Linked DNA regions of Homo sapiens: regions 1, 2, 3, 4 and 6 are each linked to region 5. A link is an interaction called in ENCODE POLR2A ChIA-PET data of the cell type or tissue named here. Cell type or tissue: HepG2. All regions are shown on one strand.

Evidence for each region. Peaks named below come from ENCODE experiments on the same cell type or tissue, not always from the same donor. Only the 100,000 strongest peaks of a DNase experiment are listed, where the experiment ranks them.
Region 1: POLR2A ChIA-PET joins it to region 5 with 39 read pairs; 19 of 35 experiments call an interaction of 5 or more read pairs at or near these places.
Region 2: POLR2A ChIA-PET joins it to region 5 with 31 read pairs; 18 of 35 experiments call an interaction of 5 or more read pairs at or near these places.
Region 3: POLR2A ChIA-PET joins it to region 5 with 17 read pairs; 28 of 35 experiments call an interaction of 5 or more read pairs at or near these places.
Region 4: POLR2A ChIA-PET joins it to region 5 with 70 read pairs; 35 of 35 experiments call an interaction of 5 or more read pairs at or near these places.
Region 6: POLR2A ChIA-PET joins it to region 5 with 10 read pairs; 35 of 35 experiments call an interaction of 5 or more read pairs at or near these places.

What each region holds. Positions count from the first base shown.
Region 1 is chr17:50,888,910-50,892,909 of GRCh38, forward strand. LOC105371825 (a long non-coding RNA gene) reads right to left here. Exons shown (of 3, transcript XR_001752940.2): 2 at 3,992-4,000. Among named protein-coding and RNA genes, the nearest start is that of TOB1-AS1, 24 kb to the left of the region's middle. In HepG2, no CTCF peak of the experiment used is centred here; DNase peaks (open chromatin) are centred at 712, 1,002, 1,972 and 3,412; H3K4me3 peaks cover 2,673 bases.
Region 2 is chr17:50,882,368-50,886,367 of GRCh38, forward strand. No RefSeq gene overlaps it. Among named protein-coding and RNA genes, the nearest start is that of TOB1-AS1, 18 kb to the left of the region's middle. RefSeq lists enhancers at 2,310-2,838, 2,839-3,367. In HepG2, no CTCF peak of the experiment used is centred here; a DNase peak (open chromatin) is centred at 2,324; H3K4me3 peaks cover 634 bases.
Region 3 is chr17:50,842,710-50,846,709 of GRCh38, forward strand. No RefSeq gene overlaps it. Among named protein-coding and RNA genes, the nearest start is that of WFIKKN2, 9.1 kb to the left of the region's middle. RefSeq lists an enhancer at 1,711-2,236. In HepG2, no CTCF peak of the experiment used is centred here; a DNase peak (open chromatin) is centred at 1,802; H3K4me3 peaks cover 611 bases; H3K27me3 peaks cover 2,827 bases.
Region 4 is chr17:50,850,353-50,854,352 of GRCh38, forward strand. No RefSeq gene overlaps it. Among named protein-coding and RNA genes, the nearest start is that of TOB1, 14 kb to the right of the region's middle. In HepG2, a CTCF peak has its summit at 1,923 (motif pointing right); DNase peaks (open chromatin) are centred at 1,919 and 3,099; H3K4me3 peaks cover 1,756 bases; H3K27me3 peaks cover 318 bases.
Region 5 is chr17:50,942,564-50,946,563 of GRCh38, forward strand. It overlaps LOC124904102, which reads right to left and starts at 2,607. Exons shown (of 2, transcript XM_047437263.1): 1 at 2,487-2,607; 2 at 830-2,068. The coding sequence starts at 2,607. The coding sequence ends at 1,566. RefSeq lists enhancers at 1,302-2,185, 2,186-3,068 and silencers at 2,019-2,078, 2,139-2,188, 2,199-2,258. In HepG2, no CTCF peak of the experiment used is centred here; DNase peaks (open chromatin) are centred at 1,674 and 2,188; H3K4me3 peaks cover 1,286 bases.
Region 6 is chr17:50,876,819-50,880,818 of GRCh38, forward strand. No RefSeq gene overlaps it. Among named protein-coding and RNA genes, the nearest start is that of TOB1-AS1, 12 kb to the left of the region's middle. In HepG2, no CTCF peak of the experiment used is centred here; no DNase peak of the experiment used is centred here.

The DNA.
Region 1 (4,000 bases), 54 kb before region 5:
TGGCACGTACCTGTAATCCCACCTACTTGGGAGGCTAAGGCAGGAGAATCGCTTGAACCTGGGAGGTAAAGGTTGCAGTGAGCTGAGATTGTGCCATTGTACTCCAGCCTGGGTGACAGAGATGGTGTCTCCAAGAAAAAAAGGAATTGCCTCACTTGGCTAAATTTAAAGTTGACAATATTGGTTCCCAGATTTGAGGAAATTTTTTTCTCTTTTTTTCTTTTTGAGACGGAGTCTCACTCTGTCACCCAGGCTGGAGTGCAGTAGCACAATCTCAGTTCACTGCAACTTCTGCCTCCCAGGTTCAAGCAATTCTCCTACCTCAGCCTCCTGAGTAGCTGGGATTACATGTGTGCGCCACCACACCTGGCTAATTTTTGTATTTTTAGTAGAGACAGCGTTTCTCCATGTTGGTCAGGCTGGTTTCAAAATCCTGACCTCAAGTGATCTGCCTGCCTCGGCCTCCCAAAGTGCTGGGATTAAAGGCGTGAGCCACCGCATCCTGCCCAAAAAATTTTGATAAAGCATCAAATCCCAGTCTGGTCACCTCTGCTCTAAGAAACTAAGAAATCCTGTCCCTGAAACCCAGATCCTGGCTGCCAAAATAACACCATCATCCTTGCCATCAGCCACCACAAGGGCACTTACAGGGCATGCACTTTGAGCCAAGCTCAATCTAAGCCTTTGCATGTGCTAATGAACTCCTTCCCTGTTTTGACCTCTTGCCCACTTACTGTCTGCCAGATTTCTGGATTTGGCCCTCCCAGCTCTGAGCTCTGACAGATCCCACTGAATACCAGTTCCAATGGCTCCCTTGCTACAGGTTTCTGCAGGTCGTATCATGAGATTAGTTGCTATCTTAAATGGAAGCTCATGAAAGTGCTTCTCCGCTAAGGTAGAAGGAAACTCCATTTCGAACTCTCTCTGTCACTGCTGCTAAATGTCCCTTTTCCCAATGCTGCTGGGAATCTGACCCATGGACTTCTACAAACCTTCAGCAAATATGTGTTCCCTGGACTCTGGCTGCCTACCTGGAGGCTGACTTTGCCTGGAACTTTGCAGGCACCTCTCCTTCAGAGCTCTCATACCTACTAACACCCAATTACATCCTTCATTCTTTCCTAGCTTTATCCAAATGACAGTCAAGCTGCCTGGGGCTAAGGGGGATGATCTCTGAGTCCTGCATATAGATGGTGTATGAGATTTAAAGAAGGTGTGATTTTAAAAAAAGTGTGATTTGAGGGACGCTATTTATTTTATTTTACATAAAAAAGAAGAACCAGGATGCTGAAAATGATGCTATTGATTATAAATAGGAAGAAAACGCTAGTCGGTTGAAATAGCCAGTATGGTCTTGGTCATTCATAAGGAAAGAATGGCCCCTGTCCTGGGAGCTGGCTTTAGAAGAACCCACTGTGGCAGAACTGGTCAAATCCTCCACCACCTAGTACCTATAGGCTTTCAATTTCCTGCCAATAAGGCACCAAGGTCTGCCTGAGACTTGACATCTAAAAAACTCCTAATTGGCCAGGTGCGGTGGCTCATGCCTGTAATCCCAACACTTTGGGAGGCTGAGGCAGGCAGATCACTTGAGGCCAGAAGTTCAAAACCAGCCTGGCCAACATGGAGAAACCCATCTCTACTAAAAATACAAAAATTATCCAGGCATGGTGGCTGGCGCCCATAATCCCAGCTACTCAGGTGGCTGAGGCTCAAGAATCCCTCGAACCCGGGAGGCGGAGGTTGCAGTGAGCCGAGATTGAGCCACTGTACTCCAGCCTAGGCGACAGAGTGAGACTCCGTCTCAATAAATAAATAAATACATCAATAGCCCACGATTAAGCCAGGCATGCTGGCCCATGCCTGTTGTCCCAGCTACTCAGGAGACTGAGGCAGGGTAATCCCTCGCGCCCAGGAGTTCAAGGCTGCAGTGCACAATGATTATGCCTGTAAACAGCCCCGGCACTCCAGCCTGTGCAAATAGCAAGACCTCATCTCTAAAAAAATAAGATAAAAGCCAAAATGCCCACTATCTGACTCACCAAAAGGTGTGTATTTAAGGCGTTGTCTGCAGTGCCTGGCTGAACCTACTGAAGCCTGAGGAAAAAGGAAAAATCAATAATACAGGTTCTGTCTTCATTGAAAAGTTTGATATTTTGCGTCTCATGGATTTTTTGCACTAATTTGGATGTTGAAAATATTGCATTAAAATATTATTTATCTAGAGTATTGGGTGTTTTAGGCACTCCCTTAAATTTTGTGCCTAAGGTGAGTGCCTCACTCTCCTGGTCATAGTCCTGGCGCAGTGATGTCTACAAAGACTAATAAGATTTACCTGTTACCAAGCTCCTACTCTAATAAACATACTTAGCTCATTAGATTAGCTAGTTGATACCAGCCCGATCAGCTCACATAATTGCTTCCCTGGCCCTTGTTTATCCAGAAAGTAGAGTCCTGCCTCAAATTTCCTAGCCAGTGGTCATGTCTGTACTCTTTGCTGCCAAACCCTTTCCAGACCCTCATACTGACTGCCTGGTTGGGCCCCTACCGACACTGTCGACCCTCTGAACATTGTGCACAACCCTAGGAAGGAGCACTAGGTGCTGCCTAACTCTGGATCCCCGACACTAACTCCCTGGCCCAACTGGACTCTTTCTCATTTATCTGTGTCTGAGTCTCCTGGGCCTCATTCCACCCTCCCAGAAGTTCTTCCTTTACTGCTTGCCTCCTGGTCAGGTCTTCCCTGAAAAAATACCCCACCTGTGTGTGAATCTTTCTGGTTTCTGGGTCTCGTGCCTCCCCTAAGCAATGCAAACCTTGAGTCAAGTACTACGCTCTTGCCCCAGGCCTGGCATTGTTACGTTAATAACCATTGAGAGCATACCATGTGCCACTGACCCATGCTTTCCTTGTGTTAACCCACATGCACCTCATCGTAACCTTATGAGTAGATACTATTGTCATCTCCATTTTACAAATGAGCAAACCAAAGCCCAGAGAGGCAAAGTTATTTGCCCAAGGTCACACAGCTAAGAAGTGGCAGAAATGGGCTACAAACACAGTTTCTAGAGCCCAACTCTTAACTATCATGTTACCTAGCTTCTGCTTACAGTCTAAGAAGCCCTGCGTGGAAAGTTTGGAATCAGATGAGTCTCAAATTCAAATCCCAGATGTTCAGTTTATGAGCTTCATGGCTGTGGGGTGTCACTTTAGTTCTCCTGGTCTCAGCTCCCTCATCTTGCATGGCTTTGTAAGAAGTGACATTAGGCCCTCAGTACACAGTAGACACAACCATCACCCCCAACCTTTCCTGCAGGATAACCCTAGCAACCACAAACATGCTGTGAGCAGGGCCTAAGGCACTTAATTCCACACTCTGGAAATGTCAGTAACCGTTGAAAAGAATAAAGCCAGTTCTATTTGTAAAGCATTTTACTGCCGATGGAGGAGGTGAAGTGCATGTTGCGTTTGAAGGTTTGCAGCATGAACTCTAGAGGTCAGCTACCGAAGCTGAAGCCTGGATTCCACAATCGTGTGTGACTTTGGGCAAGTTTCTTTCTCTTTTTTCTTCCTTTTTTTTTTTTTTTTTTTTTTTTTCGGAGACGGAGTCTTGCTCTGTCTCCCAGGCTGGAGTGCAGTGGCACAATCATGGCTCACTGCAGCCTTGACCTCCCAGATTCAAGAGATCCTCCTACCTCAGCCTCCCAAGTAGGTGGGACTATAGGCGTGCACAATCACACCTGGCTAAGTTTTTTTTTTTTTTTTTTCCAGCGATAGGGGTCTTGCTATGTTGCCAGGGTTGGTCTTAAACTCCTGGGCTCAAGTGATCTCCCCAGCTCGGCTTCCCAAAGTGCTGGGATTACAGGCATGAGCCAACGTGCCTGGCCTGGGCAAGTTTCTTAAATTCCCTATAGCTTAGTTATCTCATCTTTAACCGAGGGACAATAATAATAACAATAATAATAATAATAATAATAATCATAGCACCTACCTTGCATAG
Region 2 (4,000 bases), 60 kb before region 5:
TCCTCCTGCCTCAGCCTCGTGAGTAACTGGGACTAGAGGTAAGTCTAGTCCTCCATGCCTGGCTAATTTTTTTTTTTTCTATATTGCTCAGGCTGGTTTGAACTCTTGGGCTCGAGCAATCCTCCCATCTTGGTCTCCCAAAGTGCTGAGATTATAGGTGTGAGCCACCATACCTGGCCTAAAATAAAATATTAAATACATTTTAACATTTATTATATTTATATATTATACATACTTTTTGTACAATTTGAATATATACATATATCATCTTTATATTTGGGGCTCACTTCTTTGTTTATGTAGTGTTTGTTTCCAAAAGCTTCCTTTATTATCTCTCACAAAAATGAGAACAGAATGCACACACCACACCTATCTGCCCTACATTCCAAAAGCATTAATTTATCACATTGGAAGAGATCTGTTTTTTTTTTTTCACTAGACCTCTTCTGTGAACAGAGATCTGATTTTTGTGCATTCTGAAATACCTATTTATTATAAGAACTCTGTAAATGGTTGGCTAAAATGGCTTTAATTCAATCCTAACATACTCCCTAATAGAGAGTTAGCCCTTTTGTCCTGTTTCCCTGCGTCTGGATTCCCATTCCATAAGCATCGCTCACAGGACTACTCTACTGGGTGCAGGAGAATAGGAGGCTGAGTAAGCCCCAGGCTAGTGGGACAGACACTTCCCAAGCCAGAAACCCAGGAGTCTTCTGAGACACCCCCTTTTGCTCACTCTGTCCCTAATTTCAAGCTGCCACTGGACCCATCCGCCTGACCTCCTACCTATTGATCTTGTCCGTTCGCCACCCTGCAGGCCATGAGCACCTCCTCCCTGGACCACCACGCCAGCCGCCTACTGGTTTCCCTGCCTTGACTCCTGCCTTCATTGCTAACACCTTCTCCACCCCACAAACAAGGGATGGATCTTTTAAAAATGCAAATCAAGCCTAGGCAACGTAGCAGGATCCTGTCTCTACAAAAAAAAAAAAAAAAAAAAAAAAAAAAAAAAATATATATATATATATATATATATATATATATATATATATATATATATATATAAATAAATTAGCCAGCTGTGGTGGCGTGCACCTGTAGTTCCAGGTAATTGGAAGGCTGAGGCAGGAGGACCACTTAAGCCCAGGGGTTTGAGGCTTCAGTGAGCTATGATCGCACCACTGCACTCCAGCTTGGGAGACAGAGGAAGACTCTGTATTAGAAAAAAAAAAAAAATGCAGTCCAGGCGCGGTGGCTCATGCCTGTAATCCCAGCACTTTGGGAGGCTGAGGTGGGCGGATCACTTGAGGTTAGGAGTTTGAGGCCAGCCTGGCCAACATGGTGAAACCCTGTCTCTACTGAAAATACAAAAATTAGCCAGGTATGGTGGTGCACGCCTGTAGTCCCAGCTACTCAGGAGGCTGATGCACGAGAATTGCTTGAACCCGGGAGGCAGATGTTGCAGTGAGCCAAGATGGTGCCACTGCACTCCAGCCTGGGCAATAGAGCGAGACTCCTTCTCAAAAAAAAAAAAAAATGCAAATCAGTCATGTTCCCGTCACCCTGCACCCACTGGGGTAAACCTATCAGTGTCTCCCATGACTTTTAGGGTGAGGACCAAAGCCCTCACTGCAGTCTACAGACCCTCGAGGATCTGCTGCCTGCCTGCCTACCCAGCAGAAGGCCAGAGCTTGCCCAACCTTCCTCCACCCTCTCTTACTTCCTCAAATACACCAGGTTCCCTCCCACTTCAGGGCCTTCTGCTAGTCCTGCCTGCAGCCTCTCACTTACTCCTCTCACCTCATTCATCCCTAGTGAGCTTAGCATTTGGCTTTTATTTCCCTTCTTCAGGGGAAGCTGCCCCAGTCCTATTACAGCAAACCCTCAGCTTTTTGCTCCCATAGTTCCTATGCAGCTATTTATTCAGTAGCTGTCTCCACCGCTGAGCAATGCAGTCGAAAGGGATAGGATCTGTGTCTACTTTGTTCCTTGCAGTATCCTGGGACCCCAGCACAGAGCCTGGTTCATACAGGACTTAATGAATGAGTGAGTGAATGAATGAATGAGTGATCCTGCTGTATTACCAGACAGATCGTGGTAGGGGCAACAGTTGCTGTGAGGTTTTGGGAAGCTGTCTTTGCCTGGGAGGTGGGGAAGGCAGGGCAGAGCCTAAAGAAGCCTTGAAGGGAGAGTGTTGCTTCATGGGCAGGGAAAGGAAAATGACATTCCAGACTCAGCCCCTACACAAGTGTGAGGCAGACTCCCATGGTTGTCAGGTCAGAGTAGGGAGAGGCAGAGATAAGGCTGCGATTGTGGGTGAGCTCAGCCTGGGAGGAGCTCTGCATACCAAAATAAGGACTGAACCTTGTGTAGGTAGTGGGGGAACCTGGGAAAGTGTGTTAGGCAATCTTTCCCCACCCCCTTCCTCTTTCCACCTCTCCCCTGCTTTCCTTCCTCCTGGAGATAGGGAGCAAGGTCTCCAGGGGCCAGGCAGGTGCTTCTGGTTGGAAAGGCCGTGACCAGGACTTGTTGGGTCCATTTGACTCAACGGACCCCTTTCTTGGCCCTGTCCCCAGATGTATAGGGCAGAGCTAGAGTTGTAGAAAAGGGAGACACACTCCTCAGGGCCACCACACTCACCCAGCAGGGGTCTGGGAGCCCCTGAAGCACCCGGGACCCCAGCCTCAAAGGTGGATGCTGGAGGGAGGATTTGAGGGAGCAGGCACCCATCAGTGAGAATGACGAGTTGACGGCACAGCTGACAAGTGTCTGGGGGTGTGCCACCTCCCTGCGCTGCTTCTGAGCTGTTTGCTTTGCCTTGGTACACTTGAGGGGTTGGAAGTCCTCAGCCTTCAGAGCTCCAGGTTTGAGGCACAGACAGGTTCCATTTTGCCCAAAGCCAGGCAAAGGCTCCTCTCTCTGAGCAGAGGTTGCTGGGTCACAGGAGCTCAGGGTGGCACTGCACTCAGGATTCGCAGCTGCCTTGACGTCACCAGTGTCCCAGGTGAAGGCACAAACTCCTGGCCTGAGGTGAGGCTGAGGGAGACAAGAGCCCACCAGACTAGGCCAGCACTTCCCATGGGCTTAGACCCCTGCTCTCCTGCCTCCTCTGATATTTCAAATCTTTCAGAATTTCAAAACCATAGGACCTATTGACTTCTAAGCTCCCCACCCTGCTCTTTGGGCTTAAATTGTGCTTTATCTCAACAGCATTCATTGAGTGCCAGCTCTGTGCAAAGCCCTGTGCTAATGTGCTAGGCTCTAGAGTCATAAAGATGAAAATTTTTCTTTTTTTAAAATAGAGAATAGTCAGTCTCACTTTGTTGCCCAGGCTGGTCTCGAACTCCTGGCTTCAACTGATCCTCCCATATTGGCCTCCCAAATACTGGGATTATAGGTGTGAGGCACCTTGCCCAGCCAATGAATACTTTATGATATGATCCCTGTTTTCAAGAGACTTACAGTCTAGTTAGGGAAATGGACACAAACAGACCCTTTCAGAACAATGTAAAGACCTCAGAAGAGGTCAAATTCTATTGGAATCCATCTGCTTTTTTTTTTTTTTTTTTTTTTTTTTTTGAGATGGAGTCCCACTCTGTTACCCAGGCTGAAGTGCAGTGGCACCATCTCGGCTCACTTTAACCTCCACCTCTGGGTTCAAGTGATTCTCCTGCCTCAGCCTCCCCAGTAGCTGGGACTACAGGCGCGTGCCACCATGCCCAGCTAATTTTTGTATTTTTAGTAAAGAAAGGGTTTCACCATGTTGGCCAGGCTGGTCTCAAACTCCTGACCGTAAGTGATCTACCCGCCTCGGCCTCCCAAAGTGCTGGGATTACAGGTGTGACTTTTTACTATCTGTAGGTAACTGCTATATATAATGCATGATCTATAATGCCCGACCCAACATTTTGTCATCTTTGCAATACTTGATTTTATTTTTTTTCCTGTAATATTTTGGGGTTTGAGATTATTTCGTTTGGTTTGGCTACAAGGAAGCCTA
Region 3 (4,000 bases), 100 kb before region 5:
TCAGAGGCAAGAAGGTGGAGGAGATGGGAACGGAGCAGGCAAGGACAGCTGCCAGCTGTGACTCACTAGGGGGCCTCTAGGTGAGGCCTGGTCCCAGGAAGACTGTGTCAAAGCCCTAGGTAAGGTCAGGGTGTGGGGCTTGGTTCCCAGAATGGGGACAGCAGTGCCTTTGGCCCCAGGAAGGCCCACAGCAGCTCCCGAGGCATGGAGACGTGTTCAGCCATGGCACACCCCACAGCCTGTTTGTCCCCAAGAGACACCACTTCCCTGCACAGTTGCCTGTGTTTTCCCGGGCCCCAACCCAAAAGAAGAATCCAGGCCCAGCCTAGCCTGGCCCAGCCCATCTCATCTGCAATAAGGGCGTGAGGAGGAGGTCGGGAGCAGGAAGAACAGAGGCAGAGGATCCAGGGTTTCTCAAGTTGACATCGGGAGAACACTGAGCACAAAACTTAGCCACCAAAGTGGTGTGAGCAGCAGCCACGGGTCCCCACCCTGCTCAGGTCAGGTAACCAAGGAGGGTGAGGATGGTCTCACCCTGTCCTCAGAGGCCCAGGGACATTCTGTGCACCTGCTTCCAGCTCGAGCTCTAGCACATTACCATGCAAGCTGTGGGGGCAATTGTCCACATGCCAGCACCTGTCACCTCCCTTTTCAACCCCATTTGCACAGATACGGGACCTGAACGTGCGGCTGGGCCGGGACAGCAGGGCCCCCAGTCGCACGTCTGCTTCCCTGATGAAGGTGTGAGGTTCAGGAAAATCCCACTGTGGGGCTCCCTCTCACCAGACCACTGCCCACATACAGCCCCAGACCTGGGATCCCTGTCACACTCCAGCCCCACCTGGCAGAGCGAGAAAACTCAGCCCGTGAAGTCAGACTTGCCTAGGTCTGAATCTGGGCTCTGCTGCTTACCTGCAATCTCTCTGAGTCTCTGTTTCCTCATCTGTAAAACAGAGGGTAGTAAGATCACTCTACAAGAGGCTTGGGAGCTGGGCCCTATTAACCGGGTACAACTGGAAAGCCCAGGAAGGAGGACCTGGCGCCGAGTGGCTGCCCCCTGCCCCCTCCCACCCTCGGCAGCTCTCAGCTCAGAACAGACCCCAGAACCGAAAGGCCTCCCCTCACGTTTCTGGGTCTGGGGCTTTGCAGTTTCAAATGTTTTATTCTATTGCTCACAGAGTATATCCAAAGTGAACACCCACTATAGACTGATTTGGGGTTCAGAAAATATGGGCACTTAGGGAATGGGTGGTTTCGAACCTATTATAACTTCTGACCTACTACCTGGCATTCATTTTCTATCCTTGAAACCAAGCCGGGGTCCTTTCTTTCTGTTACCCTAGGCCTTATACAAAGCCTGGCATCTAGCAGGAGCTCAGGAAAGGGTGGATGGAGCTCCCAGGGCCTGGTTGCCAGCCAGTCTCGGGAGGTTGCTTTGCTCAGTCAAATCGAGGAGATTTGGCCCCAGCCTAGGTCCTGGGACATAACGAAATTGAGGCCCCTTTATCCAGGCTAGACTCACCTGTCTCCTGTCTGCCCTGGATACTCACTCCTCACCTTCCTGCACCCACTTGGCTCTCTCCTTCCTGTTCTGACCCTCAGTTTGCCTCTTCAGAGGACTATTCCCGAGCGGGCCTGTCTCCAGATCAGCCCCCAGGGCCTCTGGGGCAGGGCAGCTTGGCTTTTTCCACCCTCCGCCTCCCCCAGCACCTCCAGCCTGCTAGGACACTCTGCTCCATTGTCTAGCCAGCCGCTCCGTAGTCTGATGTCACCCCCCGGACAGTGGGGCTGGAGAGCAGGGATGGGGTGAACCCTGACTAGAGTCCACAGCATCGGTGATTGCCTTAGGCCGTGGGGAACTCCCTCCGTCCCCTTGTCCTATTGTAAAACAGCAGCATGCTTGCGCACGTCCTATGTGCCAGGTACCAGCTCTTGTAAGCTCCACTGCAACTGGAGGAGACAGAAGGCTATTTTGTAGGTAGGAAAACTAAGGCTAGACGGGATAAGAAACTTGCCCCAAATCGGATGAGTGGCAGAGCCAAGACTTGAATCCTGCCAGTCTGACTTCAGAGTTTTTGTTTTGTTTTGTTTTTGAGATGGAGTCTCACTCTGTCACCCAGGCTGGAGTGCAGTGGCATGATGTCAGCTCACTGCAACCTTCGCCTCCCGGGTTCAAGCGATTCTCGTGCCTCAGCCTCCCTGAGTAGCTGGGATTACAGGCGTGTGCCACCATGCCTGGCTAATTTTTGTATTTTTAGTAAAGACAGAGTTTTGCCATGTTGGTCAGGCTGGTTTCGAACTCCTGACCTCCGGTGATCCGCCTGCCTCGGCATCTCAAAGTGCTGGGATTACAGGCATGAGCCACCGCGCCCAGCCCAGAGCTCTTAATGCTCATGTTATGTTGTTTCTCCTAGTGTGCAACACACACACACAAACACACACACACCCTGCTCTGGGCTGGGCAGTGTGGAGTCCTATCAGGACCCCAAATATCTCTAAAGAGACTGCCTCCCATCAGCACACACATACCACTCAGGGCTGTTTACAACCTCACCCTGTGACAAGTATTTCTATCACACACACAAGCAGTCCTGGCCTAGATTCATCAGCCTTCTGCCTACTCATCCTTCAAGACTCAGCTCCTTGGGGAAGCCTCTGCTGTCCCCCGGCTGTGTGAGCACTCCTCTCTGAGTCCCTCTCCCTCTGTGTTTGTGCTGATCCAGATCAGAATCATTGCCTAGGGCCTCCAGGAAGCTGTGGGCCCAGCTCTCAGAGCTCATGGGGGTGCTTGCTGGGTGAAACAGAGGGTCCTGGGACCAGGGGCCACTCAGCGCTGCTGCACTGAACAACCACAAGCCTAGAAGGGGCCTCTCTGGGGTCCTCCCTCTTTTTCCCAGCTCCACCTCATGTTGCCTCCTCCTCCTCCTCTTCCTCCCACCTCTCTGAAGAGTCTGAAGCTTCCCTCCTACTCTGGAGAATTTGTGATTAATGCAGGCGGGATGGGTGGCAGGGTTCCTGGGCCCTATTCTTGGCTGTGGCCTCATTCTGGAATGTGCCCTGAGGTCAGGTGACACTCCTCACTCAGGCTGTGTCAGGAGGAAGGAAGAGTAAACCTCCAGCTGACATCTCCTGAGGGAGAGGGCAGGGTGGGCAGGTGGGCAAGCCCCTCACCCCTCTCCTGCCTGCCTCCCAGGCTCCTGAGGCCCTCGACCCATTTCAGGGTCACGTTGGAGTCCCTGCGGTCCCGTCCCAAATTACCCCGGGACACGGTACTCCACTAGGTCTCCAGCAATACTCTGGCCACCCTCAACCCCACTCGGATGAGGGAAAGCAGAACCCAGCCCAACATAGACTAGCCTCTCCTGGAGGTGGGGCCTCTTCCCAGGTGTCTGTCAGGGGCAAAGGGGGCACTTGCGTGCTTTCGGCCCTTTTCAGGCCTTGAGGACACTGCCAGAGACCCGACGGGAGGAGGTGGACCCATCCAGATAACTTGTTTTCTGTTTTGATGTGAGGGATGCATCCAATTCTGTCCATAGTCTAAGTGAGAGCAGACGACGGTGACTTTATCTCCTTTCTGGGTGGGTAGCCTGGAAGCGAGGAGGGGCCTAGGGTTTTCTCAAGGACCCTGGGCAGGGGAGAAGCACAGTGCCAGGAGTGGGGTGGACATGAGAATGCTAACCCCTGCGCCAGGCACTTTACGTGGACTGCCCGGTTGAATCCTCCCAACCCTCTGAAGGCACCATATTATTTTACTATTTCACCACTTGGCAGATCACACTCTAAGCTGCAACCTTCAGGAGGGCAAAGACCTATACACCAAACACAAGCCTGACCATGTTCATTAAGTGTTTGTCGAATGAATGAATGAATGGGGCAAGCCCTATAGGCTTTATGGAGGAAAAGAGGCCCTCATAGGTGCTATTTTACAGATGCTGAATCGGAGACTCTAAATGTTTAAAGGACCCAAGGCTATAGGGTCATTAAATGAAAGAGCCAAGAT
Region 4 (4,000 bases), 92 kb before region 5:
AGGGGAAACAGCCTTAGGACCCTGGTATGATCAATAACAGACTCAAAGCAATCCTCACAATCATTACAACCAGCAATTTTACCCTGTGACCCTAATAAGCGCTGAAGCTGGTGTTTATGGATGACTAGAACACAGCTTTAGTGAGACTTACACGGATGGTAACCCATCCCTGTCCCAGACCTCATAGAAGGTGGGCACCCTTTACCAATTAGATGCCCTTTTGGTAGGGTTAATAATTTCCATTACTAATAGCTTACAGCACTTAATATGTGTTCAACATGCATTATCTCATTAAATATTTACAACCCTGTGATGTGTATATTTTTCACCTCCATTTAATAACCTGTCCATTTCAGAGATAATGAAACTGAGGCTCAGGGAGATTGAATAATTTTCCCAAAGTCCCTGGCCAAGCAGGGAACCAAACCTAGGCGTGTCTATATGACTCCAAAGGCCACGTACTTAACCGCATGTGTGATATTTTCCACCACAGATTCAAGAACAGTCAAGTCTGGTTTCGTCTCATTTTTGTGTCCTCCCTTCTCCCTGCTAATATACCAGGAAGTTTTACTTCCTAGGATTCTCATGAAAAGGCACGTTTATAGCCAGCTGACCTCCCCTAAATAGGCTGAGCACATGCCCTTGAGGCTAAGCCGTGCGGGGAGAGGTGGAGGATTTGAGCCCTCTCTCACCACAGAGTAAAGAGAGTGCAGGTTATTCTATGTAGGGAAGAGGATTATGCTGAATGCTTTATTTATCTTACATGCTCATCACACCAACCCTAACAAGTAGAATTTGGAACCCTTTTACAGTTAGGAAATCTGAGGTGGAATCGTTTTAACAGTGCACTGCTATTTAAGGTTGAGTTTGAGATTTGATTCAAAGTCTGACCCCAGGCCAGGCGTGGTGGCTCACACCTGTAATCCCAGCATTTTGGGAGGCCGAGGCAGCGGATCACCTGAGGTCTGAAGTTTGAGACCAGCCTGGCCAATATGGTGAAACCCCGTCTCTACTAAAAATACAAAAAAATTAGCCGGGCTTGGGGCTGGGCACCTGTAATCCCAGCTACTCAGGAGGCTGAGGTAGGAGAATCCCTTCAACTCAGGAAGCAGAGGTTGCAGTGAGCCGATATTGCGCCACTGCACTCCGGCCTGGGTGATAGAGCAAGACTCTGTCTCAGAAAAAAAAAAAAAAGGAAAAAAAAAAGTCTGACCCCAAAGCCCACGTTCTTTCTCATAGAGGATCACGAGGAGTAATGTTATTTGGAGGCTGAATGAAGCCCCCTACACCACTCTAGAGCATTCTTACATCTGCAGGGGAAATTGTGGGGCCTAAACATGTGTCCCCGCTGGTCAAGTGAGTGTGAGACAAGGATCAGACGCTGGTGTCTTCTGTGCCAAAGCAGGATCCACACTCTGTACAGAATAGTGATGCTCTCTGAACAGTCCCAGGTCACATGAAGGAGTTTGGCCAGCTTGTGGTGGTATTTTCAGTGGATGACAGAGTGCTCAGCCACCAAGAGAACTTAGGGAAGCCTGGGGAAGGGCATTGCCCGGGGAAGTGACCCAGGCGAAAAGTTATTTGGGAATGTTAATTTCTGGCTGAAATTTATACAAAGCTTTCCCTTCAAAGCCTCATTCTTTGATTTATGTTCAAACCGGAAGATATTACAAGCACCCAAAAAGCCAAACTGGAAAAGGAAACTGCAGAGCTCCACAGACTTGTTGCCTTGGCCAGGGGTAGGGTGTGGCGATGGGAGTGGCAACTGGGAGTGACCTGGGGGTGTCTGAGTTTGTGCAATGAACACGCACTTTCCACCAACACCAACTTCTGGAGGGGTAGTACCTGCTGTGAGCCCTGACATCACAAAACCAAAAGAGGCTTTGTCACTAAAGGTAGGAAAACAAATGAGATGACCCCTAGAGGGAGCTTCTAGCCTGAGGAAGTTTCTAGATTAAGCATGAAACTGAAACTGTCTTAAAAGGAAGGAATTCGACATCCCTCTGACACAGCCTGACGCCCCTCTCAGTCCCACCTTTTCTTTCCTTGGACTTCTTACTGGTCCTCCCCATCTCACTCCTGGGTTTGATGAATAAAGAAGTTTTAAACTATTTCTCTTTCATAATGTTTCTGTACAAAGCTTGAAACAGTGAAAAAATAAGTTAAAATGTTCAAATTCAAAGGCAGGTTCTCCCAGGAGAGATGGGCTGGCAGCAGAGCTTCTATTTCTGATTTCCTCTGCCTTTTTCCCCAAGGGTTAGCAGCACACATTCTTCCTACTGTGGCTACATCTGATGAAGAACACACACACACACACACACACACACACACACACACACACACCAGGACCAAGGTTTTCCTCTCAACTGCCTGTTCCTCCACTGGAGCTGGGAATTTGAGGGAGCCCAGGCTTCCCCGGGTGCTTCCAGTGGACATTGTACCCATTCTTCATAGCTGGATATCTCCCCCCAGATCTAGCATCCCTAAGATAGGCACAGTCTCACCCTTTTTTGTTCATACCCCTACATTTTCCTGTGTATTATGATTATTTGGGCGTGTGTGTTATCGTTTGCTAGAATGTAAGCTCCTTTAGAGGTTCCGAAGGATTGTATATATCACTGCCAGTTCCTAACGCAGGAGATGCTTAATAAATGTGTTGAGTGGATGAATACAGGAGCTGTTTTTAATCATATCTCACCTTGTTTGAGAAAGAATTTAGGGACAAGAATGGAATCTGAGCCCAGGGCAGCCACTTGAGTCAACATCACCCTTTTGCTATCACAAGTACTAGTAAAGCTCAGGACCCAAGACTTCAGTATGTGAAGTGCCTATAGTTGCTTCTCAACAAATCTAATCATCCAGAGAGCAGTCGCAATGTAAGTAAGTAAAGCTAGCACGTAGCCCTCAAACTCATATCTTACTCCATTGTGTTTTTGCAACCGATTTCCCTTTCCTAATTGTGCCTGGCAAAGGCTGATAGCAAAATAAGTTTGGGATTGCTGAGCAAACAATCACAAGTGAGGTTTGCAGGAGAGGGGGACTGGGCACAAAGTGCAGCTTAGATGACTTCTAAATAATCAGGTGGGGCTCTTTTTATAAAATCGACCGGTTGAGGTCAACCAAGGGAGCAGGATAGTGTAATGGTTAAGGATCATGGACTTTGGAAACAGAATCCCACAGTTCAAATCCTAGCTCCGCTGGCTGTGACTGTTGCAAGCTCTCTGCCTCCACTTATATATCTGTAAATGGGAGAAACAGTACAACCTTCAGAGGGTTGTTATGAAGTTGAACTGAATTTAAATGGGGCAGTATCTAGCACATAGTAAATTCATATAAGGGTTGCCATTATTACTACTGAGCTTTTGGGGTTGGTCATTCCCTCTGGATTCCATAAGACTTTGTGATAGTATAAAAATCATCCTTCAAATAGGCAGTGCTTTACGTAGGAGCAGTTCCCCATCCTCCTTGAAAATCTGGGAAAAAAACACGCGCACAATCTTTGGGAAATGGCGGTGTCAGAACTTCTGCAAAGCCTCCTTCCGAGGAAACTGATCTCCAGGGCAAGTTGTCAGGCAGTGTATGCATAAGCTCTCTCCTTTACTGTCCTTTCCACCTTTCCCAGGCCCTGGAAGCAAAGGCAGATAGAAGACATAACACCCTGGTCCCTTGCCGGCTGCCAGACCCTTCTCCTTTGGCAGATGCTCCTGGGGAGATAAGCTCTCACCTCCATCTCTCTATTCCTTTTACACAGAACCCAAAAAGTTCTTTGAACTTTAGTGGTTCAGAAAATAAACAAGAATCTTCTTTCTAAGTTACCAAAAAAAAGTTTCCTTCCTTTCTTCCAGCCTTTTTCAAGATTCACAAAGAAGAATTTCCCCAGGTAAAAATCTTTTATAGCTGTGTGAAAACTGTTTGTTCTCAAAGTCTTTAGTTAAAGAGCCTCTGGTGACACCTTAGTTTCTAGAAAGGTTGACTGCAAAGATTGCAGCTATCTTAAACC
Region 5 (4,000 bases):
TTTCGAGTTCCCGTGTGCAGCCTGCCTGGACGGAGGCCTTAGCCTCTGCCCTGAGTCCCGGTTGCATGGGAAGTCCTCTGGGTCTCAGTTTGGATGTTTGTGGGTGAGGAGCAGCTGCGGTGGGTAAGGGGTGGCTGATGAGGATCACGGGGTGTGCTGAGACTCCCTGGTCCTTCCCTCAGTGACGCCCCTGCTGTCGCCACTTGTCCCCAGGCTCTAGAAGAACTGGGTCTCTCTCTTGTCCAGTATCTGCCAGGGAAGAGGCTCTTAGGCTCTTATCTGTTGAATGGTTGAATGGGTCACTCTAAACAGCAGCTGTAAATAATGTCCATCTTTTTTTTTTTTTTTTGGAGACAGGGGGCAAACTTTGTCACCCAGGCTGGAGTGCAGTGGTGCAATGGCTGACTTCAACCTCAACCTCCCAGCTTCAAGTGATCCTCCTACCTCAGCCTCAAAGTAGCTGAGACCACAGATTGCATCACCACACCTGGCTAATTTTTCTTTCTTTCTTTCTTTCTTTTTTGATATAGAGTCTCGCTCTATCCCCCAGGCTGGAGAGCAATGGCGTGATCTTGGCTTACTGCAACCTCTACCTCCCAGGTTCAAGCGATTCTCGTGCCTCGGCCTCCCAAGTAGCTGGGATTACAGGTGCCCACCATATCCGGCCAATTTTTGTATTTTTGTGGAGAGAGGGTTTCACCATGTTGGTCAGGCTGGTCTTGAACTCCTGGCTTCAAGTGATCCGCCCACCTCGGCCTCCCGAAGTGCTGCGATTACAGGCATGAGCCACTATCATTTTTTGTTTTTAAATAGAATGGAAAACAAAAACTTACCTTGAAAAATCATTCTTACTGAAATGATTAAAAAGTAACATTCCTGTATCTTCCAAAGCTGAGCAGACACACAGCCGGGCCCCGTCATCCCTGCCCTGGGTATTCACCCAACAGAAATGCATTCATATGTTCACAATACACAGGAACTAGAATGTTCATAGTGGCACTATTCACCATAGCCAGGAACTGGAACCTCCCCAAATGTCCATTAGCAGTAACATGGGTGAATACATTTTAACAGAGCCACACAATGGCAAGCCACCAGCAATGGGTACGAACAGCCCTTGACTGCCTGTGAGAGTACTGACAAACCTCACAAACATAATATGCAGCAAAAGAAACCAGACGCAAAACGGCACCCACTGTATGGCTCCATCTACACACAGTTCAGAAGCAGGCCAGAGCGCCTGCGGGCTGAGTCAGGAGAGAGGCTGGACTCGGGAACAGTAGGTGGAAGGGGTCTCGAGGGGCTTCTGGGTGCCGGTGAGGTGCTGTTTTTTAATTTGGGTGCTGGTTGCACAGGTATGCAAAGCATGTGCAAATTCTTTCAGTTGTACACTTTGATTTGTGCAGTGTTCTGTGTGTGTGCTTAACTTCAATTTTAAAAAGTCTTAAAAATAAAAGTCATGTCTCCTGGAGCAGGTTAAATCCACCTCCCTTTTCTATCCAAGGGCAAGTGGAGAGCAGGTGGCTGGCCTCCCTGGGGCACAACCACGTGTCCCCTCATGGGTGCTACCAGAGTCCCTCCCCAGCCTGAGACTCCTGAAGCCCCAGACTCAGGGATTTTCTTTCCACTAAGCTCTGGTAAGTCCCACCATCACAGACCAGGCCTGTGTCGGCCCCAGAAGCAGGATCAGTGTTAGCTGCAGCCTGGCCCTCACTGGCTGGGTTACTCCGGGCCTCCCTTGCCATCGGCCACCCCCAGGCTTGGCGCGGAGGCGCAGGCCGCCTGGGTCCTCGGGTTGTGTCCGCTGGCCTCCCTCCACCTTCTTGCCCCTGGTGGGAGATGGGAGTGGGGCTTGGAGGTGGGGAGGTGGGGCTGTCGGTGCTCCAGGGTCCCCGCAGAGGGCAGGGAAGCCCTGGACCTGGTCTGACCTTGCGCGCTAGCCCCAGAGGTCGCCGTGCTCTGCTGTCGGCGTTCAGGTGCCCGCGGTCGGGCCGGGGAGGGCAGTAATCAAGCCGGCCCGGCGGCTGGCGAGGGGCGCGGGTCCAGCGCGCTGCCCTCGGCCGCCGCCCTGAGCGGTTATTTATAACCGCGGGTCGCGTTACCTCCTGACCTTAAGCTGGGGCGGGCGATCCGCAGCGATTAGCATCTATCTCCTCCCCGCCGCCCGCTGCGAACAAACACCCCTCTGTGCGCCCTCCCCCGCCCGCCCCGCGGGAGGCCCTGCAGGAAGCAGGATGTTGACCCGGAGCCTCCCTGCGCTCCTGCGGCGGCCCCGCCACATGTGAGTGGCGGGCGGTGGAGTGCGGGTGGGGGGGAAGCGGGGAGCAGGAGCTACTCGTGTTTGATGGCTTCCCGAGTTGCCAATGTCCTGGTCTATTCTGAGTGACCGCCTTATTTACAATATAGGGCTCCCCAGCCCGTGTCTGCCCAAAGGGGTGCCCTCTCCCAAGCCAGTGGGGGCCAGCCAGCCCTGGTTGGGGCAGCACCTGCACAGGTGGTCCCAGAATCACAGGCTGCAAACCGCATCCTCCAACAGCCAGGCCGTCGTTGCTCGATGGCAGCTGAAGGCCATAGGGGAAGGTGGTTGCGTCGGGGTCCCACAGCCATCCACGGCAGACCCCGGCTCCTGCCTGATGGTTTTTCCCAACGGCTCCCAGAACTCTTGATTCTGGTCTGGAGAAGCCTCATGAAAGGAGGCTGGGGTCGCAAGATTGGCCCATTCATTCAACACATTTTTATTTTATGTATTTATTTTTGAGACAGGGTCTTGCTCTGTCAACCCAGGCTGGAGTGCAGTGGTGGGATCAAAGCTCACTGCAGCCTCAAACTCCCAGGCTCAAGTGAGCCTCCTGCCTCAGCCTGAGTAGCTAGGACTGCAGGTATGTGCCACCATGCCCAGCTAATTGTAAACATTTTTGTAGAGGTCTTGCTATGTTGCCCAAGCTGGTCTTGAACTTCTGGCCTCAAGCGATCCTCCTGCCTTGGCCTCCCAAAATGTTGGGATTACAGGCATGAGCCACTGCACGCCAGGACCATTCAAAACTTTTTTTTTTTTTTGAGTCGGAGTCTTGCTCTGTCGCCCAGACTGGAGTGCAGTGGTGTGATCTCAGCTCACTGCAACCTCCGCCTCCTGGGTTCAAGCAATTCTGCTGCCTCAGCCTCCTGAGTAGCTGGGACTACAGGTGCCCACCACCATGCCTGGCTAATTTTTGTATTTTTAGTAGAGATGGGGTTTCACCATATTGGCCAGGCTGGTCTCGAACTCCTGACCTTGTGATCCATCCACCTTGGCCTCCCAAAGTGCTAGGATTACAGGCATAAGCCACGTTGCCCAGCCTCAACAGCTTTTTTTTAAGGCACCTACTAGGTGCCAGGCACCTTTCCAGGCAAAAATCCTTATCCTGTGGAGCTGACAGTCCAAGGGAAAGAGAGTCCTTCCCTGGAGCCTAGGGCCCCATGATGGAGCCACAGTCTAGGCAGTTGCTGAGGGCCCTGATGGGTGAGTCTTAGGGAGGGAGACTGAGGCAGGGAGTGGGAGGGCCAGGCTTGTAGTGCATTGTGGGACTGCAGCCTGCGCTGGGTATTTGCTGAGCAAGGCCAAGGCTATGTGAGACACTAACATCCTGAGCCTGTGAAGGCTGAGGCCCAACAGTGGGTGTGCCCCCTGCCTAGCTTCAAATGACCTTGCACCCAGGGCAGAGGGTGAAAAGCTCACCCAGTCTTGGGCGTCATCCTGGAAGAACTCATGGAAGAGGACCCACTGAGTCAGGACATTTGAGGAGCGCATTGAGGGCGGAGGGAGCCTGGGCTGCCCGCCTTTCTGCCACGCTCTCAGACACTTGGAGGCGCTTGGGAGGAGTTTGCCTGTGTGACGTGACCAGCCCCTGACCACTCCTTGCCTTCTCTGGGCCTCAGTTTCCACAAATGAGCAGTGAAGGGGTTGGCTGAGATGAGGCGTTTCAAGTCTGGCCGCCTGTGCCTCTGATCTAGAGACCCCCCC
Region 6 (4,000 bases), 66 kb before region 5:
CTTCCAGTGAGACTCTTGACAAGGCAAAAGCCAGCGAAAGCATCACATTCTCCTAACTACTGTGATGGGTTTAGGGATGGCTGATCAGAGCCAATAACTCAATTCTGGGACTTCTGTCTGAGGTCTTGGGATAAGGACTCTTTCCCATGAAATATGAACCTGGAAGTATTCATTGTTGAGGCTCCCAGGGCCATCTTAGTACCAAAAGGAGAGAGCCTGTCAGAGAATGTAGCTAACCCAGGTAAAACCAAGAAAAACCAAGTCCTGGAAACAGCCTTTTGAGCAGCCCTTGAATCAACTTTACCTGGACTTTCAGCTACAGGCTGTCTTAGCATAGGTTCCTAAACAAGCAGAGCCCAAGGCAAAGGGCTTTGCGCTACCACTTTATTTTTTATTTTTATTTATTTATTTATTTATTTATTTATTTATTTATTTATTTCGCTCTGTCGCCCAGGCTGGAGTGCAATCGTGCTATCTCAGCTCACTGCAACCTCCGCCTCCCGGGTTCAAGCGATTCTCCTGCCTCAGCCTCCTGAGTAGCTGGGATTATAGTCGCGTGCCACCACCCCAGCTAATTTTGTATTTTTAGTAGAGATAGGGTTTTGCCATGTTGGTCAGGCTGGTCTTGAACTCCCGATCTCAGGCGATCCACCTGCCTTGGCCTCCCAAAGTGCTCGGATTACAGGTGAGAGCCACTGCGCCTGGCCTTATTTTATTTTATTTTTTTTGAGATGGAGTCTTACTCTGTCCTCAACCAGGCTGGAGTGCAGTGGTATGATCTCAGCTTACTGCAACCTCCGCCTCCCAGGTTCAAGGGATTCTCCTGCCTCAGCCTCCCTAGTGGCTGGGATTACAGGTTCCTGCCACCACGCCCAGCTAATTTTTGTATATTTAGAAGAGACGGGGTTTCACCATGTTGGCCAGGCTGGTGTCGAACTCCTAACCTCAGTTTGCTACCACTTTAAGAGGGAGTGAAATCCCAGGAAGCAGGAGAGAGGGGCAAAGAGAGTAAAACAGCAAAGGAGGAGAACCTATTTCAGGTTGCGTTATTAAACCAATTGCTGTTAAGTAAAATTGCTTGATTCCATGGATTAGTCCTCCAAGAAGCCCTATAAACTGTATCCCTTTATGTGAGAAAAGAAAGGGGAGAATTCATCCATTGGTTCCCATCTCCCACTGGTCAAATAATTTATGCCATGTTGCATAACTGTATTGCATGGGTGTGTGTCCTGTCTCTCCAAGAGGCCTGCATTGTCATGAGAGCAGGCCAGTAGCTTCTACTGCCCTGTGCCTACACCATCCACAGAATGCTTAGTAAATATTTGACTGAACTGACTTTTCATAAAGTTCAGCATTCTGCTATTTGATCATTTGCATCCCAATGAGTTTTCCCCAATTTGTGCTGTTTTATTAACCTGTTAAATGTTATCATTTGAGTGGTACTTACACAATCAATTGCCAGCTGATTTCACATACTCAGTGGCATTTGGATTCTAAAGCCAAATCATTATCCTTCTATTCTCAATATGGTTAAAATCAAAAAATGTTAAATGACATGTAAACTAGCTCCAAGAGATTCGATGTTGACCAACACAGGGATTCCAGAAACTAAGAATGGAGAGACCAAGGGGAAGGAAATAACTAAAGAACTCAGAGAAGAAAAAATTGATGTATCAGTTAAGTAATAATTAAAGTTTTGGCTAACATAATTAATAAACTTGACTTGGTAGATATCGGTGTTCTTATAGGACTTTCCACATATAGACATTCTTTTCAACAACCCATGGACTAGTTTTAAAATTGCCTGTGTAATATGTAACCAAGAAAATTTACATAAATTCCCCCAAATAAAAACCTTATGACCTATACTGTTCATAGATCATTAAAGCTAGAAATTAACAACAAATATAGCAAAACATCTCTTTACTTGCATTTTTTTTTTCAGACAGGGTCTCACCCTATGCCCAGGCTGGAGTGCAATGGTGTGATCACAACACTGGAAGGTTAAGGCAGGAGGATCGCTTGGGCCCAGGACTTCGAGACCAGCCTGGGCAACATGGTGTGACCCCGCCTTTACAAAAATTTTTAAAAACTAAAAAAACCAAACAGAGCTTATTAAATGATTAAGAGCATACTATGTACAACTACATTAAATTTACAATCCTTAAGGAAAATGTAAATCATCTAAATTGATTTAAGAAATAGTATCAAACCTAAATAGACCACCAACAATGGAAAAAAACTGGTTTAAGATCTACCTCCAAAAAAGACACAAAGCCAAGGTGGTTTTACGGTAAGCTCTGCCAAAAAAATTCCTGTATTTGAATTTTCAGAGCTTAGGGAAGCATGAAGGTCTTGAAGTTCTTATAAACTCACTCTACGAGTTGGTATAACATGGATACCAAAGTGGACAATGATTTGAGCAACAACAACAGAAGATAAAACCAGGCACGGTGGCTCACGCCTATAATCCTAGCACTTTGGGAGGCCGAGACAGGCACATGGCTTGAGCTCAGGAGTTTGAGACCAGCCTAGGCAACATAGCAAAACCCTGTCTCTAGAAAAAAAAAAACACAAAAATTGGCTGGATGTGGTGGTGTGCACCTGTAGTCCCAGCTACTTGGGGAGCTGAGGCAGGAGGATCACTTGAACCTGGAAGGTCAAGGTTGCAGTGAGCCAAGATCACACCATTGCACTTCAGCCTAGGTAAAAAAATGAGACCCGGTCTCAATCAATCAACCAATCAATCAATAACGAAAGCCTAAATTTGCTTATGAATACAGATTTTAAAATCCTAAATGAAATATTAGCGAATTGGATGAGTGTATTAAAAGTATAATGCAAGGATGGCTCAACATTAGGATATCTGTTAATGCAATTCACTATATTAATAAACCAAAAGGGAGCAATGACCTTTTCAACTGATGCAACCAAAAAAGCATTTAACGAAATCTAATACTCTTTCATGATTAAAAACAAAACTCTTTTTTTGTTTTGAAATAGAGAATGACATGTCTTTAACTTGATAAAGTATCCATCAGAAACCTACAGCAAAGGTTGTACTAATGGGGAAGTGTTAGAAACTTTTTTTTTTTTTTTTGAGACAGATTCTCACTCTATCGCCCAGGCTGGAGTGCAGTGTTGTGATCTCGGCTCACTGCAGCCTCCACCTCACAGGTTCAGGCAATTCTCTTGCCTCAGCCTCCCAAGTAGCTGGGATTACAGGTGCCTGCCAAAATGGCTGGCTAATTTTTGTATTTTAGTAGAGATGGGGTTTCACCATGTTGGCCAGGCTGGTCTCGAACTCCTGACCTCAAGTAATCTGCCCACCTCTGCCTCCCAAAGTGCTGGGATTACGGGCGTGAGCCACTGTGCCTGGCCTAGAAACATCTTAAAGTCAGTATTGAGACAAGCAGGGTTGATACCATTGCCATTAGTCAGTATTGAGACAAACAGGGTTGGTACCATTGCCATTATTAAACAAGCCTGGAGTAACTAGCCATTTTAATAAGACAAGAAAAGGAAATATGAGGTATACATCATAAGAGGCTGAGGTGGGAGGATCACTTGAGCCCGAGAGGTCAAGGCTACAGTGAGCTGTGATTGCCCCACTTCCCTCAGCCTGGGTGACAGAACGAGACCCTGTCTCAAAATAATAAGAATAAGAAAAAATATATATATATATATTCATATATATATAAGAATATATATATTCATATATATAAAAGAATATATATAAATTATATATAATTTATATATAAATATATTATATATATATTATATATAAATAATATATAATTTATATATATTATATATATATTTATACATATAAATATATATAAATTATATATAATTTATATATAAATATATAAATTATATATTATATATTATATATATTATATATTATATATTATATATATATAATATATACATATTTTATATATATATATATATTTTTTTTTAGACAGAGTCTTGCTCTGTTGCCCAAGCTGGAGTGCAG